2 separate regions of the Homo sapiens genome follow, and region 2 is linked to region 1. Evidence: read pairs that join two places in POLR2A ChIA-PET (ENCODE). Cell type or tissue: PC-9. All regions are shown on one strand. Each heading gives the region's core, and the rest is flanking DNA. Links, peaks and the distances in the headings are about the cores only.

The links. Peaks named below come from ENCODE experiments on the same cell type or tissue, not always from the same donor. Only the 100,000 strongest peaks of a DNase experiment are listed, where the experiment ranks them.
Region 2: POLR2A ChIA-PET joins it to region 1 with 12 read pairs; 2 of 35 experiments call an interaction of 5 or more read pairs at or near these places.

What each region holds. Positions count from the first base shown.
Region 1 is chr5:80,770,548-80,778,547 of GRCh38, reverse strand. It overlaps MSH3 (mutS homolog 3), which reads right to left. Exons shown (of 24, transcript NM_002439.5): 16 at 2,790-2,854. Among named protein-coding and RNA genes, the nearest start is that of DHFR, 120 kb to the right of the region's middle. In PC-9, for the core only: no CTCF peak of the experiment used is centred there; no DNase peak of the experiment used is centred there.
Region 2 is chr5:80,914,924-80,926,427 of GRCh38, reverse strand. LOC107986428 (a long non-coding RNA gene) reads right to left here. Exons shown (of 2, transcript XR_001742759.2): 2 at 4,502-11,504. Among named protein-coding and RNA genes, the nearest start is that of RASGRF2, 40 kb to the left of the region's middle. In PC-9, for the core only: no CTCF peak of the experiment used is centred there; a DNase peak (open chromatin) is centred at 5,917.

The DNA of each region.
Region 1 (8,000 bases), core at 1-8,000:
TATGACTTTGCTCAGGAAGCCTTTTAAAATGCATTTCAAATTATACCCATATAGCAAAGTCAGAGTTTAGAACTTTTATTTCATAGGCAGAAAGCTTTTTTCTTTAAATTATACTAAGTGAAAATGCTCTTTAAAAAAGATCAGAAGCATATATGGTAAAAGAAAATAAGACAAAGCTGGGAGGTAGATACATTGGTGAAGGTTGTATTATTCTTTGTTTTATGGGCTTTTCTGTATGATTGAAGTATTTCAGTGAAAAAAGAAAAATAAAAAAGCATTACAAAGAAAGCAATGCATTAAGTCAGGAGGCAATTAAGAAAGATCTTCAGGATACTGTGATCTGTGCAGATTCACAGTGGCTCTGGATAGGAAGAAATACCACATGCTCCCCATCTGGGCTTGAGTATCATCTCTGCTCTCTGTTCAGTAGCTAGAGCACAACAGGGGATGCCATGGGTCCCCAGTCAGAGAAGCCAGGTCGAGGCTCCAGTCCTGCCACTTACTTACTAGCTATGTGATTTGGGGCAAATGAAACAGACCTTCTCTAAATATCACTTTTCTCATCTATGAAACGGGGATAATAATATCTACCTCATAGGTACTGTTGACAGGATCAAACAAATAAAACTTAGGAGAGCGCCTGTAAGTATTGTGGTTGTGGTGGTGGTGGTGGTGGCGGTTGCCACTGCTGTTAATGCTGTCATTATGATGATAAATCTTCAAGAAGAAAAGGTCAAGGTGTCTGGTCTTTTTTTGCTCCCCAACTCTTGTAATACACTGTTGCACTTTAATTTGCCAAGTTGCTGGATTAGGGGTGGGCCTTTTGCATTCAAAATCTGACTCCTGATGTTCTAACTCATCTCTGTCAAAACCCTATGGCCAAACAGATAAACTGCAATGAACCTTTCCCTAACTATCTTATCTGTTGATTCAATTTACATTACTGAACATGTGAAAGATGGTGTCACTGATTTATGCCTTGCTTGTTGCTTTAAAATTATATCATCTAGACTTCTAGGCCAACATATTTATCAAAGCTTTATCTTCTGGAAAAACTCATTTAGGGAGATATTTCAGTTATTGTTGTAGATAGACTAACATGGTTTTTGGTAATTTCTCTTCATAATGCATATTTCATTCATTAGCTGTGGTACAGGACAAAAACAGATAAAGGAAAGAATGCCTGCAAAAAGAGAAAACATCCCCTAGAATCAACAATACTCAAATCTAAAGTACAGCTTCTGGTAGCATTAAAAAAAAAAAGATGGTATTAGAATGAAAGAAATCCATGCCTGTGCCTTCAACATCTGATGATGTGGCAATGGATAATAAACATTCTCTTTTTAAGTTAAAATAATAAATTACTGGGAGGCCAAGGCAGGTGGATCACTTGAGTTCGAGACCAGCCTGGCCAAATGGCGAAACGCCATCTCTACTAAAATACAAAAAAAAGCCGTCTGTGGTGGCAGGTGCCTGTAATCCCAGCTACTTGGGAGGCTGAGGCAGGAGAATCATTTGAACCCGGGAGGCGGAGGTTGCAGTAGACCGGGATTGCGCCACTACACTCCAGCCTGGCTGACGAAAAGAGACTCTGTCTTAAAAAAAAGAAAAAAAAAAAATATATATATATATATATTTGTATTATATTTTTTGTATATATGTATTATATATATTATATATGTAATAAAGTAACAATCATTCACACATTATGTCAAAATTTCCCTTCATCCTTAAAACAGAATGTCTGTACACTATTACCAGCTACGGTCCCTCTTCTACCATCTGAGGCAAATGTACCATTTTCATCTCATGTTTGTGCAACTTATTGATAACAGTACTAATAAATATTCCACAAAAGATACTATTCACAGCTGTATATACTTCCCTAATACCTTGTCTTTAAATGAGTCCTCTCCTGGAGATTAGTATCTAACCAAGGAGAAAAGGCAGAGTCCCAATGTGGTTCTCTAAATTTGTTTTTGATTAATTTATTTTCATCAATTCATGATCTGGGTTACAAAAAAAAAGATGTAAAGAATTATAATAATTATGTGCCAAGGAAGGCATTAAGAATAAAGAAATGTGGAGCTCAGTGAGGTAGAAAATGAAATTGCAGCTTCTTAAAAGAAATGTCAGGCATAGCATTCACCATGAAGTAAAAGCAACTAAATTAATCTTACAATTGAAGGTTCCTCAACTTTTCTTCCATGTGTACCCTGTGCTATAAAAATAAAGCAATAATTTACAAAACAAGAAAATAAATGTGTAAAAATAAGATACCTTTTTGAAAAATGTTTTAAAATCAATGATAAAGAGTTAAAAGTAATGATCTCCTTGGTTAAAAGTTCCATAAGAAAGGGCAGGGCACAGTGGCTCATGCCTGTAATCCCAGCACTTTGGGAGGCTGAAGTGGGTGAATCACCTGAGGTCAGGAGTTTGAGACCAGCCTGGCCAACAGGGTGAAACCCCGTCTCTACTAAAAATACAAAAATTAGCCGGGGGTTGTAGTGTACTCCTGTGGTCCCAGCTACTCGGGAGGCTGAGGCACAAGAATCCCTTGAATCAGGGAGGCGGAGGTTGCAGTGAGCTGAGATCATACCACTACACTCCAGCCTGGGTGACAGAGCAAGACTACATCCCCTCCAAAAAAAAAAAAAGTTCCATCAGAAAAAATAAGTAAAAAGAATTGCTTTTAATTTCAAGAATGTGGCTACGATGAGCCCAGTAGCACATAGATATACAGATGTCATCATAATGCATTGTAAGAAAAAAATTTATTTTAAACCTACCTTCCAACCTTTACCCAATCAGTTGGTATACAAGATACAGCAGAGTTCTTTATTTCTATCATAAACTAAAACAAATACAAATAAACAGAGATTTAGATAAGTAACCATTATATATTTTAAAGCTTTCCCCAAATTGTGGTATAACAATTTATTATATATTGTTAAACACTCAAGATAAGTCCAGTATTGTTTTTCAGACTGTATATATGTCAATACAGACAAATATTATTAATTAAGGGTTCACTACTTGGGACAAAGTACAATTTGTATTGCATAAAACATTTGTAATACTTGGGCTTTCATGTTTCTAATATTGTTATATGTATACTCTGATGGCTTTTTCATTAACCACCTCTTTCATTTATTAATACTCACTTATCTTAAGAATTCTACTACTCATAAAAGATTGAATTTCTAAGTATATAAAATTTTAAAATATTCAATTACTAGATGTTACACCAGTCTGAGATATGATCCTCCCCTATTCTGAACAGAGAGGATTTTTAGATAGTTTTTATCCAAGGAACTGAAATCCTGTAAAAGTCTCTTCACAGGAAAGCACTGACTTCCCTAACTATAAAGAGAAGAAAGTGTTTCTTCCCATATGAGAGTTTTCTTCAAGTTTTCACTTATATGAACCATAGTATCTTTTTTTTATTTTTGTGGGTACATGGTAGTTGTATATATTTATTGGTTACATGAGATAGTTTGATACAGACATACAATGCGTAATAATCACATCAGGGTAAATGGGGTATCCATCTCCTCAAGCATTTATCTTTTGTGCTACAAATAATCCAGTTATACTCTTTTATTTAAAAATGTACAATTAAATTATTATTGATTATAATTACCATGTTATCAATACTAGGTTTTATTCATTCTTTCTGGTTTTTTTGTATCCATTAACCATCCCCTCATCCCCTCCACCCCCACTACCACTACCAGTTTCTGGTAACCATCATTCTATTCTGTATCTCCGTGAGTTCAACTGTTTTAATTTTTAGCTCCCACAAGTAAGTGACAACACGCAAAGTTTGTCTTTCTGCACCTGGCTTATTTCCCTTAACATAATGACCTCCATAATCCATCCATGTTGTTGCAAATTACAGGATCTCATTCTTTTTTATGGCTGTATAGTACTCTGTTGTGATTACATACTACAGCTTCTTTACCCATTTGTCTGTTGATGGACACTTAGTTTGTTTCCAAATCTTAGCTGTTGTGAATAGTGCTGCAATAAACACTGCAGTGCAGATATCTCCTTAATATACTAATTACCTTTCTTTGGGATATATACCTAGCAGTGGGATTGCTGGATCATATGGTAGCTCTATTTTTTTTTTTTTTTTGAGGGACCTCCAAACTGTTCTCCACAGTGGTAGTGGTAGTATTAATTTACATTCCCACCAACAGTGTACAAGAGTTCCCTTTTCTCCACATCCTCATCAACATTTGTTATTGCCTGTCTTTTGGATAAAAGCCATTTTAACTGGGGTGAGATAATATCTCCTGTCATTTTAATTTACATTCATAATATATTTATAGATCCAACTGTGCTCTGCAAATAAGGTTCTCTGAAATCAGCCAGGAAGCAAGTGAAGTTCTATCACACCATTCATTTTTAGCCTTAGTTATGTATTATCTTTTCTCAGTGTGCTTGCATTTCTGTATTATTGCAACCAAATTCAGGCCGGGCGCGATGGCTCACACCTGTAATCCCAGCACTTTGGGAGGCTGAGGCGGACAGATTACCTGAGGTCAGGAGTTTAAGACCAGCCTGGCCAACATGGTGAAACCCCATCTCTACTAATAATACAAAAATTAGCCAGGCGTGGTGGCAGGCACTTGTAATCCCAGCTACTCGGGAAGCTGAGGCAGGAGAATCACTTGAATCCAGGAGGTGGAGGTTGCAGTGAGCCGAGATTGTGCCACTGCACTCCAGCCTGGACGACAGAGCAAGAATCTGTCTTAATAAAAAACAAAAAGAAAAACAAAAGAACTAATTCAATGATTCATTTAAATAAATTTATAAAAACCCATTTTGAGCAGAATGGAACCCAGAAACTGTGTGGTTGTCATCTTGAGAGAGCTATGAGAACTTTTTCACATTTATCAGTTTTATTATATGCACGTACCTTCAGGTATTTATAATGTTCATATTAATAACAGTATCAACATGGTTCTTGAGTTTATTTTTCCCATTAATAGAAACACTGTAGCTTTTACATTAATTATATTAAGAATTAGTGGCTAATCTAAAAAATTTCATCATTAGAAAACTGTTTTGAACTAGTGATGCCCTCATTTATAGAGAATTACTACAGTTTCAAATCTGCCACACCCACTTAAATAGTTAAGAGTGAAGAGTCTAACAAGCCTCCTTTGGCTACAAAAAGTAACTTTTGAAAAACCACAAAAAATATCACTAATGGGAAAGATAAAATCACTTTTAAACTGTGCTAAATAATTCTGCTGTTTTAGAGTGTTCTACTAAAAGAAATGTTGGCCTTTTTATAAAATAATTCTGGAAAGAGCTATGCTAAAGGCAAACAGCAAAATTCAGGAACAGACTGATTGGATCACTGATATTTGGGAAGGACACATCCAGATGCATAATGACTAACACAGAGCTCCACAGGAGTTACTGGCTAAGGGATGGTGGACATTTTGAACAAGGAGCACCTTGGGAACAGTTTGGACCACAACTATTCAATCTGTAAGTATCAAAAGTTCTACTCTAGGAGCACAATCACTACAGCGGGCTACCATACACAGAGCCAATACAGTGCCACTGCAGGGGGGAAAACAGCGAGAGTCAGGAAGGCACAAGTTAAACCCCTCTGGTCACATCCTCAGACAGGGTCTGGTCCTTGGACTGATCCTGAGGGTCCCTTTTCCTCACTCAGCAATCCTCAGAGTTTCAGCCTGGGTTCCTCCTCAGAGTTGTCTTCTGCTAGCTTTTCTTCTCTTCTATACTGACAATAAGATACAACATTTTTCTCTAGCTATTCTTTTTTTCAAACATTCTAAGAATGAACAGGTAGGCCTTTGGTTTAAGAATTTTATTACTAAAGAAAAGAAAACTAACATAGAAAAATAGCATACATTCCAGTAATCTTAGAAAGCTCTCATAGCAACTTTTCCTGGTCTACAGTTCCTGACTTTGTTTATTAGGTGTTGATGTGAGTAGTCTGCCTTGATTCATTATAAGCAATCTCTCATATTCTTCTCCTGGGACCCAATTCTGTCTTAGTTAAATGCCAGATATTGTTATTCAATCTATATAGCCTGTGGTATCACTGGGCTGGCAACGTTGCTAGGCTTGCCGAAACTCTTACTCACTCCAGAAACTGCTGTTTTCTCCAGCACCACACTTAACCCATTCCTCCAATCCCCCAATTTCATTCTCTTAATAATTTAAGGATGTTTTACTATATTTTAAATCTAAGTAAAAAGTACTCAGATGTAACAGATTATTTTCCACATTTTAAACCAGTAAACAGGTATTTGGATATGCTGCATGCTGTCAATTAATAAAACCCTTTCTAAAGATTTTTTCCAATATTTTTCTTTTTCCCTTAGTAATAATAATAATACTTATCAGTACTGCCCCCAATGTAAACATTGCCCCATTTCCATTCCACATTTCATTCAAGGTTAAGAGATAATTGGTATATATTCATAAAATATGATAGAGACTGCAACAGAAGCAGTAAACTATGTAAACTTCTGCTTTCATTACATACATACATACTTTCATACATACACACAAACATTCATACATACGTTCATTACATAATACATAATAATGTATGTACATTATTACATAAAAATATAAAGTTTCTGCTTTCATTAATTTCTTCTAAGCCAATATTTACATAGAGACAATAAGGAATCATACAATAAGGCTTTAGTATTCTAATGAGTATATAAAAGCTGGGAACAGAGGTGAAAAATGAATGTTGTCAAAATAACACTGGATTTACAGACTGGCACATTTATCTAATTTTAGTAAAAATAACAAGATCCACATACCATCACGTGGCTCACATGGGGCTGCTATAATGGGTCTTTTAAGGTTATTACAAAAGACATATGTATAGAAATAAAATGTCAGAACAGAAAGGCATAAAAAAGCACCAATAAATGTAAAATAAGGGTTTTCCACCCTGCCTCCCTCACTTCTCAGAGATAATCATATTTGATGGAGTCTGTTCCTAGTCCTTTAAGTACCTCTAAATAATTTGAGAATAGCATTAGTCCTTTTTTTTTTTTTTTGAGACAGGGTTTCTCTCTGTTGCCCAGGCTGGAGTACAGTGGCATGATCACAGGTCACAGCAACTTCAGCCTGTCAGGCTCAAGTGATTCTCTACCTTAGTCTCCCGAGTAGCAGGGAGCATAGACACATTCCACTATGCCTGGCTAATTTTATATTTTAGGGATGGTGTCTCGCTATGTTGCCCAAGCAGGTCTTGAACTCCGGAGCTCAAGCGATCCTCCTGCCTTGGCTTCCCAAAGTGTTGGGATTACAGGTGTGAGCCACTGTAGTCGTTTTTAAAACAGAATTTGATTAAAACAATTTTGAATATTTAGAATTCCTTTGGTGTTCCAATGAATAGAATTATTTTTTTCAAAAGGTTCTATGAAAGCAATTTTGTATTAACATTCTACTAAAATCCTAGAGAAGATTATTAAAAACCAACAAGAATCCATCCTACTATCAATAACGAAGAAACTTTGTTCCTCAAATTCATCAACTTAACCTAGTAAAGATAAAAGATAACTGATCTTCCTAATAATTTTTAATACAATTAGTTGATCTCCATGCTGTACTTTTTAAACCTCAATGCCACACTCATAATGAATAACCAGTCTACTATCTCTTATGAATTCCTGATAATTTTCTCTCATTTTTACTCAAAAACTGCCAAATGAATCCAGGACCGTCTTTCCAAGACTTAAACTTTATTTTATTTTGAATACTATGAGCTCTAAAATATCTAGATTTTGTCAGATAAAATCCATGGTGTTGAGAATCTTTGTGTTAATATTTGGAATTAATAAATGGAATGAAATACTGATATTAATATAATAGAAAGACTAGAGTCTGGCAGAAGTGGGCTGGATTTGTGCTTCGGACCTTGGGTAACTTATCTAACTACTCCAAACCTTGGTTTTCTTTCCAACAAACTGGAATGACCCTTTTGG
Region 2 (11,504 bases), core at 2,055-10,054, 150 kb before region 1:
TCCCACAATTAAAAACACCAAAAAGTAGATGTTCATTGTAAAAAAAAAAAACCACAAAAATAGTACCATAAATAAAATAGAATGAAAATCACAAGTAATCTACCTAGGAATAATGGGTTAATTATGAAGGGTTTATAAAAATCTAAATTCCTCTGCACTGTGGTAGTTCTACAGTGATCTTTCAGAAATGGTAACTGTGAATGACAGGCCAGTTTGCCAATATCGTTTTATTTTAGTTTCATTGATTTTTGAGGAAGAGGGATTAAGGTCAAAGTATTGGCAAATTCACATGAATCTATTGCAATCATCAGTCTAAACTGCTTTGTGCAACTAAACTGACAGCTTCTCCTTTTGTACCCAGGAAACTCAGTGTTCAAAATAATATCATTGTGTTGATCAGATAATCAAAAGAAATGGGACACTTCAGGGCATGGAGGATGACTATAAATGTTAGTGCAAGGTGGAAAATGCTGTCTTTCTAAACCCAGTGAAACTGTCCTAGTCTCCAGATAAAGACAGATTTTATTTCTTATATAGAGAGCAGATTCCTGCTGAATGTTGAGGGTCTGAGAAGCAAATAAAAGGTCAAGCATACATGCTTTCTATTTATGCTACTGGCTGACTGCATCTATAATCCAAACCAATGTACAATAGGGGGGATGCATTTGAAGACTCCCAGTGGATGCTTGAAACTGCAGATAGTACTAAATCCTATATATACTGTTTTTTCCTATTCATGCATACTTATGATAAATTTTAATTTGTAAATTAGGCACAGTAAGAAATTAACAACAACAATAATAAAATAGAGCAATTATAACAATATCCTGTAATAAAGGTTATATCGATGTAGTCTCTCTCTCTCTCTCTCTCTCTCTCTCTCTCTCTCTCAAAATAGCTTATTGTACTGTACTGCCAGTAACTAAAACCATGGAAAGTGAAACAGCAGATAAGAGGGGATGACTGTATTACTTACATATTTTCAAAGGCAGTTTTTACCTCTCATAACATACTATTCTAAGGAATTGCGACAAAACATGAATTTAGAGCCAATGTTTACAATTTAAAAGAATATAATCTTCTAAGCACTGAAAAAAAGACATACACCAGAATTATTACAGAAATTGAAAGAGGCTTTACAATTTTTGAAAAAAGACATACATCAGAATTATTAAAGAAATGGAAAGAGGCCTCACAGTTATTTTGCCTGGATTAAGAAGGCTAAGAGGTGACAAAAACTGCCTTTGAGATATAAAAGGTTATTATGAGGAATTGTGGTGAACCTACTTATTTACCAATTGCAAACCATTGTTATTTAAATGCCATTTATAATGTCTCTAAACTTGAATGTGTAACTGAAAAAGGAATATAACCCCATTAAGTCCATAATAGATGTATTTGGTCCAATGGTTCATATCAAAAAGATTGAGTGTATTTTAGCTTAAGGAGTCTACCATGAATCACCTCCATAGCATAAACTATCAGGTATGGTCTGAGGTGCCCACCATAAATAACAAAAACATTCTTGTCCCCTGGGAAATTCCAAGGGTTTCAATGCTACCTCCCAGGAGCTAGAGACAAAAGCCAGCCAAATTCTTTATCACACAAAATTATATATCAGATAAGGGTCTAGTGTCCAGAATGTATAAAGAACACTTAAACCGAACAAAAAAAGACCATCCAATTAAAAAGTGAGCAAGGGATTTGAATAGACATTTTTCAAAAGAAGTTATACAAATGGCCAATAAGCACAAGAAAAGATACTCAGCATCGTTTGTTATTAGGAAATTCAAATCAAACCTACAATGAGATACTACTTCACACCATTATGATGATTATAATAATTTTTTAAAAAAAACAGAAAATAAGTGTACGCAAGGATGTGGATTGGAACCCTCAAGCAATGCTGGTAGAAATATAAAATGATGCAGTCACTTCTTTAGTGAAGTGTCTGTTCTGGTTTTTACCTAAATTTTCTTTTATGGATCATGGTTTGATGCCATATCTAAAGTCTCTTGGCTCAACCCAAGAGAACTTTCTCCTGTATTTTCTTCTAATAATTGTATAATGTTTTATATTTAGGCCTACGATCCACTTTGGGTCAGTTCTTATATGAAGTGTGAATGAAGTATGTGTGGAAGTACTTTTTTTTTTGGCAAGTGGATATCCAATTTTTACAGAACTAATTGTTGAAAATACTATCTTTTCCCTATTAAATTGCCTTTGCACCTTAGTCTAAAATGAATTGACTACAGTTGTGTTGCATCCATTTTTGGGCTTTCTTTTCTGTTCCACTGATCTATATGTCTACTCTTTTGCCAGTAACATGCTGTCTTGACTACTATGGTTTTATAGAAAGTCTTCAAATCAGAGTTTTTCAGTTTTGTTCTTCTGTTTTCAAATTTGTTTTGGCTATTCTAGTTCCTTTGCCTTTTCATGTAAATTTTAGAATCAGCCTTTCATTTCTACAAAAATACCTGGTACGATTTTAGTTAGGGTTGTATTGAATCTATAGGTTAATTTGGGGAAGAAATGATATCTTAATAAGATTAAGTCTTTCAATACATGAGCACAATATCTTTCCATTTACGCAGGTCTCTTGACTTCTTTCATCAATGTTTAATAGTTTCAGTATAAAATATTCAACACCTATTTGGTTAGATTTTTACCTAAGTATTTTATTTTTAGTGGTAAATGGTGCTGTCCTCTGATTCGGATTTCTATTTTTTAATACAAAAACTGTGGCTGACCCTATAATCCTAACACTTTGGGAGGATCGCTTGAGGCCAAAAGTTCAAGACCAGCCCTGGCAACATAATAAGACTCCGTGTCTACAAAATATTTAAAAATTAGCCAGATGTGGTGGTGCATGCCTGTAGTCCTAGCTACTCAGGAGGCTGAGATGGGAGGATCACTTGAGCCTGGGAGTTTGAGGCTCCAGTGGGCTATGATTGTGCCACTGCATTCCAGCCTGACCAAGAGAGTGAGACCCTGTATCAAACAAAAAAGTATAAAATTTTATACAATTGATTTTTGTATATTGACCTTGTATCCCACAACTTGCAAAACTGACGTCAATTAGTTCTAGGGCTTTTTTTTTTTTTTTTTTTTTTGGTAGATTCCTTTGGGTTTTCTATAGACAACAATGTCATCTGTGAACAGAAACTATTTAATTTCTTCCTTTCCAATCTGTACCCCTTTTCTTTTTCTTGCCTTCTTGCTTTGGTTAAGATTTCCAGTATGATATTGTATAGAAGTGGTGAGAAAAGATTTCCTTGCCTTGCACTTCATCTTAGGGGGAAAGTATTCAGTTTTTTATAATTAAGAATATTGGCCAGGTATGGTGGCTCACACCTGTAATCCCAGAACTTTGGAAGGCTGAGATAGCAGATTGCTTTAGCCCAGGAGTTGGAGACTATCATGGGCAACATAGCAAAACTCCATCTCTACAAGAAATACAAAAATTAGCCGGGCATGGTGGCACATCTGTAGTCCTAGCTACTCAGGAGGCTGAGGTGGGAGGGTTGCTTCAGTCCAGGAGGCAGAGGTTGCAGTGAGCTGCAATCACACCACTGCACTGCCCAGCTTGGGCAACAGACCCTGTCTCAAAAAAAAAAAAAAAAAAAAGACTATTAGCTGTAAATGTTTAAGAAGACGCTCTTTATCAGTTTTAGGAAGTTCCTTTCTAATCCTAGCTTGCTGAAAGCTTTTATCATGAATGAGTGTTAAATTTTGACAAATGCTTTCTCAGTATCTACTGAGATGATCATATGGTATTTCTTCTTCAGTCTGTTAATATGGCCAAGTACATTGTTTAGTTTTCAAATGTTAAATCCACCTTTTATTTCCAGAATAAACTCCTGTTAGTTATGATGTATTATCCTTTTTACATATTACTGGATTTACTTTTGCTAATATTTTGTTGAGGATTTCCATGTCTAAAGGGTACTGCTTATTGAATATTGACCTTGTATCCAAAAACTGTACTAAAATCTCAATTCCTCTTTGATTGAGGTACAGGAATGCAAAGGCAAAATGACACATCTTTCATTCTATCACTGTTTTCCAAACCTCCGCAGGGGAGTTCTGTGTTTTGGAAGGAATCAGGTACATCTCACACTTTGGTCCTTGTTTAGCTTTTTCAATCCCTTATCCACCAGTCAGAATCTGAGGCATGGAGGGGGCAGTTAATTGGCACCTCAGGCCTCCAACAGGCCTGGCACTGTCAGATTAAGCATGCTGTGCTTTCTGCTACACCTTCTCCATGACACATGCATCTTTTCTCAAGGCTCGGGCCAGGCACCACCTTTGGTAAATAACTTCCCTGAATTTGTCCCCTGTTCCCAGCCCCAGTTTTGATTTAAGCGCACCTCCCGTGTTCCCCTATGCTTTGCATGTATCGCTGCACGGTGCAGGTAATAGATGATATCTATTACTATTGTTACGAACTGCAGACAAGATAGTGTGGTAATTAAAAACATGGACACAGAGTCAGAGTGTGTGGGTTTAAATCCTGGCTTTATTTCTAACAAGGTACGTAACAAAGAAAGTTTCTTAAATTCTACGTGCCTCAGCTTCATCATCTATAAGGATACTAATACCTCCTTCATAAGGTTGTTGAGAGAATTCAATAAAATAATTTATGTATAGCAGTTAGAATTATGTACTTTGTATATAGTAATTGCTCAATAAATATTAGCTATTATTATTTTCTTTATTTCACTTTTTAATTTTTATTTTAGGCTCAGGGGTACATGTGCAGGTTTGTTAATACAGGCAAACTCATGTCACAGGAGTCTGAGGTACAGAGCATTTTGTCACCTGGGTACTAAGCATAGTACTCAACAATTATTTTTTTTCTCATCCTCTCCCTCTTCCCACCCTCCTCCCTCAAGAGGGCCATATCATTATTTTCATTTTTAAAAATTTCTAGTTTATCCAGGGAGTAGTAAGCTTCTTAAGGGCAGACAGTATCATCTCATTTCTTTGTCATTCTCCAGAACTAGTAAGGGTGTCTGGCACACAATAGGTGCTCAATAAATGTTGTTTTTGAATATAGGTAGAACCAAAACAGCCTTAGGGGCTGAGCTAAAAAAAACACCAAACTTTAGTCTGTCACCAAATATGTAGGGTTCTCTTCACTTCTCTCCAGAGTCCACAAATCCTTTGGGACTATCCATGGTGCTGACCTCTGGCCAATTGGCTTACCTGGCCAGAGCCTGACCAACAATTTGGGCCACTTGCCAATCTGACTTAACACCTCTGCCATGCCCCCAGTTGGATGGACCATATTGTTGCCTCAGTGTAGTTCACAACTAAGGCTTTTCAGTAATCCTCCCTACCTGACCTCCTAAATCTGCCAGAGGACCCTTTCCTAAACCTTGCCCTGTTCAACTTGCTTCTCATGACGCTGACCACAAAAGGAGCTAACTCTCTTCTCTACTTCGCCTCTCTTTCCTTCTCTAATGCCTTTTCTGCTGTGGTTTCCCCCACTACTTTGTTGCTCTTGGGTTTTTTTTTTCCACACCTTTTCCTCTTTTCCTTCTCCCTTAAAATATCCCATTTTATGTCCACTATATTATTGATAACTCCTCCTGCCCCCCCTCACAAAATCCCTTGGAATTAGGCATATTTTATCTAAATGCAGAAAGATAGGATGTAGAGAAGGCCTTCCATGGGAGAAGAATAAGCGACAGGCAGGCTTTTCCCAGGATAGGAGCTATACACTGGGCCTCTAACATTTATTTACCTGTTTAAAATATGTTCAATATATTTTCATTAAGACAGAGGTGAGGATGAGGGTATAGAGTAGGTATGGTGACAGAGATCAGACTAGGGGTTAAAGCCCAGGTAGGAAGTGCCCCAAGGATGAACTTTGATTACATCACTGGCTTGTGTGGGGCCAGAACTGGCTAGAAAGACAGGTTTTTGTTCCACATAAACTCTGCTGGAAGGAAGGCATCCAAAGATGAAAGGGAAAGTTATGAGGTATTTTTTATTTCCTCCATGGACTTACTTAAAAGAAATTTAGCTACATCCACACACAGATAAATATTATCAGCATCTTTGAGCAGGGCCATCTCTGAGGAAGATCAGGAGCATTTAATGTATATGGTTTCTAACATTGCTACAGCAAAATGCAATCAACAAAGCTGGTCAATGACTTAAAGTGAACTAGGTTTAGATCCATTAGTCTTAGAGCTCTTCTGACAGTTGGTGCTGGAGGTGGGCTAAGCCAGAGGGGCTAAGCCAGAGGGGCTAAGCCAGCCTCTTACCATTCACATGATGGCTCGCATTTACTAGAATGCTTCTGAAGGTAAATGAATATACATACAGCAACATATGTAATTGTTTTTGTTAATATGAGTAACCGGCAAAGGAATTTTAAGTTTTGTTTTCTTTTGTTTTGCTTTTTAAAGTTAACACTAGTTGGAGCCATGCATTTTTCTAAGAGTTTCACATCTGTTAACCCATTCAATGTCCAAAGTAACCCTATGATCTAAGTACTATTATTATACAACTTTACATATGAAGACTGGGCCCAGAGAAGTTAAGTAACTTGCCCAAAGTCACACAGCACTGCTGGGAAATGACTGTGTCATTTGAGTCCGGATTCAAACCCAGGTGTTCTGGCTCCACTCTCGGCTCTTAGTCTCTGAGCTCGTCTGGCCCTTTAAGGGAATTACGGGTGATGGGCTATCTTTCTAGGGGTGCAGGGACTGGGTACAGGTCTAACTAGGTGAATCTTTTAAATACATTTACAACAAATGTTAAGAACTCTTTAAAGTGAAAATGAGGATATATCACCAAAAGCATCTGCAACTCAAGGAGGCTAGGAATGGGGTGAGCAAGGTATTAGTTCATGAGCTCAGCTCCTGCCCTCCCTGCAGAGAGTGACACTTCTTGATTCAGTGTTTCCAGGGGCCCCAGTTACTTAGCTCTTTCCAACTCTGTCCCCTCAATAAACTAGTCAATTTATTATCACACATTATCACCTTATAATAAATGTGAAACAGCATTTTGTTGCGAAGAAATAGATAAAAATGGCAACTTCTGGACATTTCTCAAAGGATCTCTTATGATTGACTCTTGGAAACCATGGAATTTATCTGAGCAAAATCTCTGCCAAATCAGCCTTTTTCCTGTGCTTTACTTCCTATAGCTTCTAACATCCATCTTGCAAAACAGCTCCTTCCCTTTAATTGTGCTGAAATTGATTCCCCATCCCTTCTCACTCTTCTCACCTTAGGTCACAAGAAGTTGTTTTGGGGTGGACAACGTCACCCCTCAGCTTGGGTGATCACTGTCTGATCTAAGTTGTCTCTCTCCCTACTTTCTTGTCTCCTCTCCAGTGAGTCCAATATTCTAGTTACCTTCTCCATCTTGTCCTTTTGCATTCCCAGCTCAATTCATTCCTTCTCAGGAAATCTTCTCCCATCTACGTCTTTAGGAATTCCCTTCCTCCTTCACTTTTTTCTTTCTTGCCCCCATTTGCACTGGAAAATCTCTGCCACAGATATTGTTCACTCTCTCAATAAACCAATGTGCCACTCTTTGGTCTCTCTTGTTGCTGCCATATTCCACCCGGCACCTGTCACTTAGCAGACAATGAACCCTCATCTGTTCCTTTAATGAAAGGACCAAAGGAGGGTGAAGTCATGGCTGCTAAATGAAATAAAAAGTGTCTTTGATATAACTTTCTCAAACAAGAAGGAAACCACGATGTTTTTCACTTCTTAAAACTTTCTTGGCCGGGCACAGTGGCTCGTGCCTGTAATCCCAGCACTTGGGGAGGCCAAGGTGGGTAAATCACTTGAACCCAGGAGCTTGAGAGCAGCCTGGGCAACATAGGGAGACCTCGTCTCTACTAAAAAATAAGCATTAAAAAAATTCAGTAGGGCATGGTGGTGCACACCTGTAGTCCCGGTTACTCGGGAGGCTGAGGTGGGAGGATTGCTTGTACCCAGGAGATCGTGGCTACAGTGAGCCATGATCACGTCACTACACTCCAGCCTGGGTGAGAGAGCACAACTCTATCAAAAAAACAAAACAAAACAAATCAAAAGAAGTTCTTATTAAATTTACATTTATCATCTTTTACCTGATTATTTAAAAAAGTATATTGAAGAATATTTTGAAACTATGCCAAGTTGTTTACTTTTATTTTAAAGAGAAACATATATAATAAATAAAACTAGTGTCACGTCCTTCAATCATCCCTGTTGGAATGATAAGAGTATTTCTCTACATCCCTATCTAGCTAAATTTGTTTTTCCTTGACAATCACCATTCAGTAAATGTTTTTAAAAGCTTCTTTCTTATTGAGTTTTGTGACTTTTCTGGCTACTTAGGTTACCGATATTACAATATTCTGCTCTTATTCATTGCAATGCACATAATTTTAGTTATATTCTGGGTAGAACAGGCTTTTATGAACTAACCTAGAAACTTAAGTGCCCCTCTTATCCTTGTTTCCATGGGGAAATGCACTTCAAATAACCAGCTAGCATAGACTGTTAGAATACAAGCCATTTGTACAACACTGGCTGCCTGGGACATTGAAGGCCTATGGCTTTTATTTGCCACATGATACGCAGCAACAAAGCAGTTAAATGTGCTTTTCACTTCCATGTTGCCACACAGATGTTTCAAGGTTTCTGCAAGCTGATAGAAGAATGAAAATGCTCCAGCAAAAAAACCACAATAAATCAACAAGGTGAAGTAACCATTAAACTCTGTAAGAGCTTCGTGCATTCGTGCATCCAAAGAAAATTTTATGGGACAACATGCAGAAAACAGATTTTTTTTTTTTTTTTGGTAAAGCTTTTCTAATTCAAAGCATAAATCTAAGAAAGAATGCTAAGAACTCACAGGTGCTGAGTAACAACAAAACTTGACCTAGGGGCAGTCTAACTATAAAATGCAGGAAATAGAAAGTAGAGAAAGACTGCAAATATCTCATAGCCAATTACTACCTAATTTATACTAAGCAAATTAAAATAGGATAGTACAAATTAAAAACAGGAAGTTATTTAATGAAGATCAATTTGGACCATTTACAAAAAAACTGTATTAGCTTAACAGCAGCTTAACTGTTCTGAGTGGAATTTTTCAAAGCAGCCACCAGGATTAAGTAACCGTACAAGTTTTGTATATTTCTTTCTTATTAACAAGAATATGGTAGCAAAGACAATAAAAAGGGACACCAAGTATCAAAATAACATTTTTGGCAGAAGTGAAATACACGATGTAAAACAAAGATGAAAAGAAAGTAGTGCCAGAAAAATTGAGATATTTGTTATGTGTTTCCAAAAACCTGAAATCAAAGTAACACTCCTACATGGTGTCCAGAAACCACACTGCGAGGACACAAAGAAAAAAGATACCAAGAAAAATTAAAAGAAGATCACATTTCTGAGACCTTTTCTAGGGTCCACAAACACAGACATAAGAAAAAGGTTGAGTAGCAAAACATGGTTTGGGAAGTAGAAAACTAGACACAAAACAAAACAAGGAACATCTGGAAATAATAGATGATAACAGAAGGCCAACATGGAGACTATTCCAAGAAACTGAAAAAACCAAACTTCTGTTGAGCATTTAGATGCATTCCTATTTGCCCAAATCCATGATCTACCCTGAGGCATTTGCTGCTCATCTCGGTGACTGGGAGCGAGGATTGAGGATCGATGCACATAGTACTCTTTGGGGCTTAAGCCATGAGGTCCCTCTGCACTCATCTTATTGCAGCATTAGGATACAATAGGGAGAGCTCAAGACAGGGACACTGGCAGCTCTTCTGGCTTAACTTTGTTTTGCTGTTGAAATTGTACATTGGGGTTTGGTGGTAGAGATGGGGAGGGGGTGGGGCAGGGGGAAGAAACAGGACTAGGTAGCTCCTAGGACCTTATAGAGACAAAGGACCTACAATAAATGACCACAGGGAGCTGATGGTTTTGTTCAATGCATATTAAAGAGGACTTCATCAAGGTCTGAGCTGGGTTTAGAGCAGTCAAATTAAGCAAAGGCCCAAAATTCCTTTGACTCTCATTGTGGTTTTTTTAAGTAACTGGTAAATTCAAGGCCTATCTGGGGCAGTCATAAAGATGAACTCCTTGTGAAATGGGCCATGTGAACAATGCTGTGTCCATGAAGGTTTTGTCAGTTAGGATGATTTTGGCAGCAAGAAACAGAAAAATCAGACATATGGCTTAAACCATAAAGACATTAACAGTTCACTGTGAAGTCCAGGTAGGCAGTCCTGTGGGTGAGTGGATGGTTCAGTTATGTCAAGGATCCAGCTCTTTCTATCCTTGACTCCATTGCTTTCAGGGCACACTGGTGTTTATCTTCATGGTCAGAGCTCGAGCACCACATTCTTCTATTATGGCTTTTAAAGCTGAAAGTGATGGGAAGAGGACAAAAAAGGCTTTCTGACTTTGCATGCTGCTCTTATCAGAAAAGAAAGATACTCCTGAAATCTTAGGCAGATTCTCCTTAAGGCTCATTGTTCAGAACTGACTCATATGCTAACCCCTAGGCCAATGACTTTCAAGGGAGAACTGAGTTGCTGTGATTGGCTTAGAATAATTGAACTGTAGTTGGACACATGCTGGGGTTGGGCATATTGCAGCTGGAATGAAGTTGGGATTCTGTTGTCAAGAAGATGAAACTGAGTAAATTTGGATTTTGGGAAAGGGTAAATAGGTACATAAGAAGCCTAAGCAAACTGTTATACAAATTATATAAATGTTTATGATGCTGCTGTTATTTGGATGGAAAATGCAACAGTCAGGATAAGCTAAAGTAATGATGCAGGAACAAACAACCCCAAATAAACAGAGGTTTATTTCCGGCTCACATCATACGCCTATTATGGGTCAGCTGCAAATCTGCTCCACACATAGACCCAGACTCATAGAGCAGGTCTTATTTTGGCTGTAGCTGGTCTTATAGTAGAGGAATAAAAGATGCAGCAAACCAGGTGCTTGTTCTTAATGTTTCTCCTCCAAAGTGACATATGTCACTTTTCCTCACAATGCTCTAGGCATAGAGCAAGCAAATTGAGTGTGCTAGACCTTAACAGCCAGGTAAGTTATCATCTTTCTGCAGGAAGGTGAACTCAGGGAGGGGCAACAAATATTTCAAATGATAATGCAACCTACCAAAAAGATGGATGTGTCATTTAGCCTTCATTCTCTTAAATACGGTCATGAACATTTGTGACTCAGTATTAAGCTTTTTTTTTTTTTTTTTTTTTTTGAGATGGAGTCTTGCTCTGTTGCCTAGGCTGGAGTGCAGCAGCACGATCATGGCTCACTGCAACCTCTACCTCCTGGGTTCAAGCGATTCTCCTGCCTCAGCCTCCCAAGTGGCTGGGATTACAGGCAAAACCCTGTCTCTACTAAAAATACAAAAATTAGCATTAAGCTTTATGACAGCAGTCTTGCTTCAGTTTTTCTGTTGCCATTAAAAGCACAGCAGGCAGACCTTGCCATTTATCC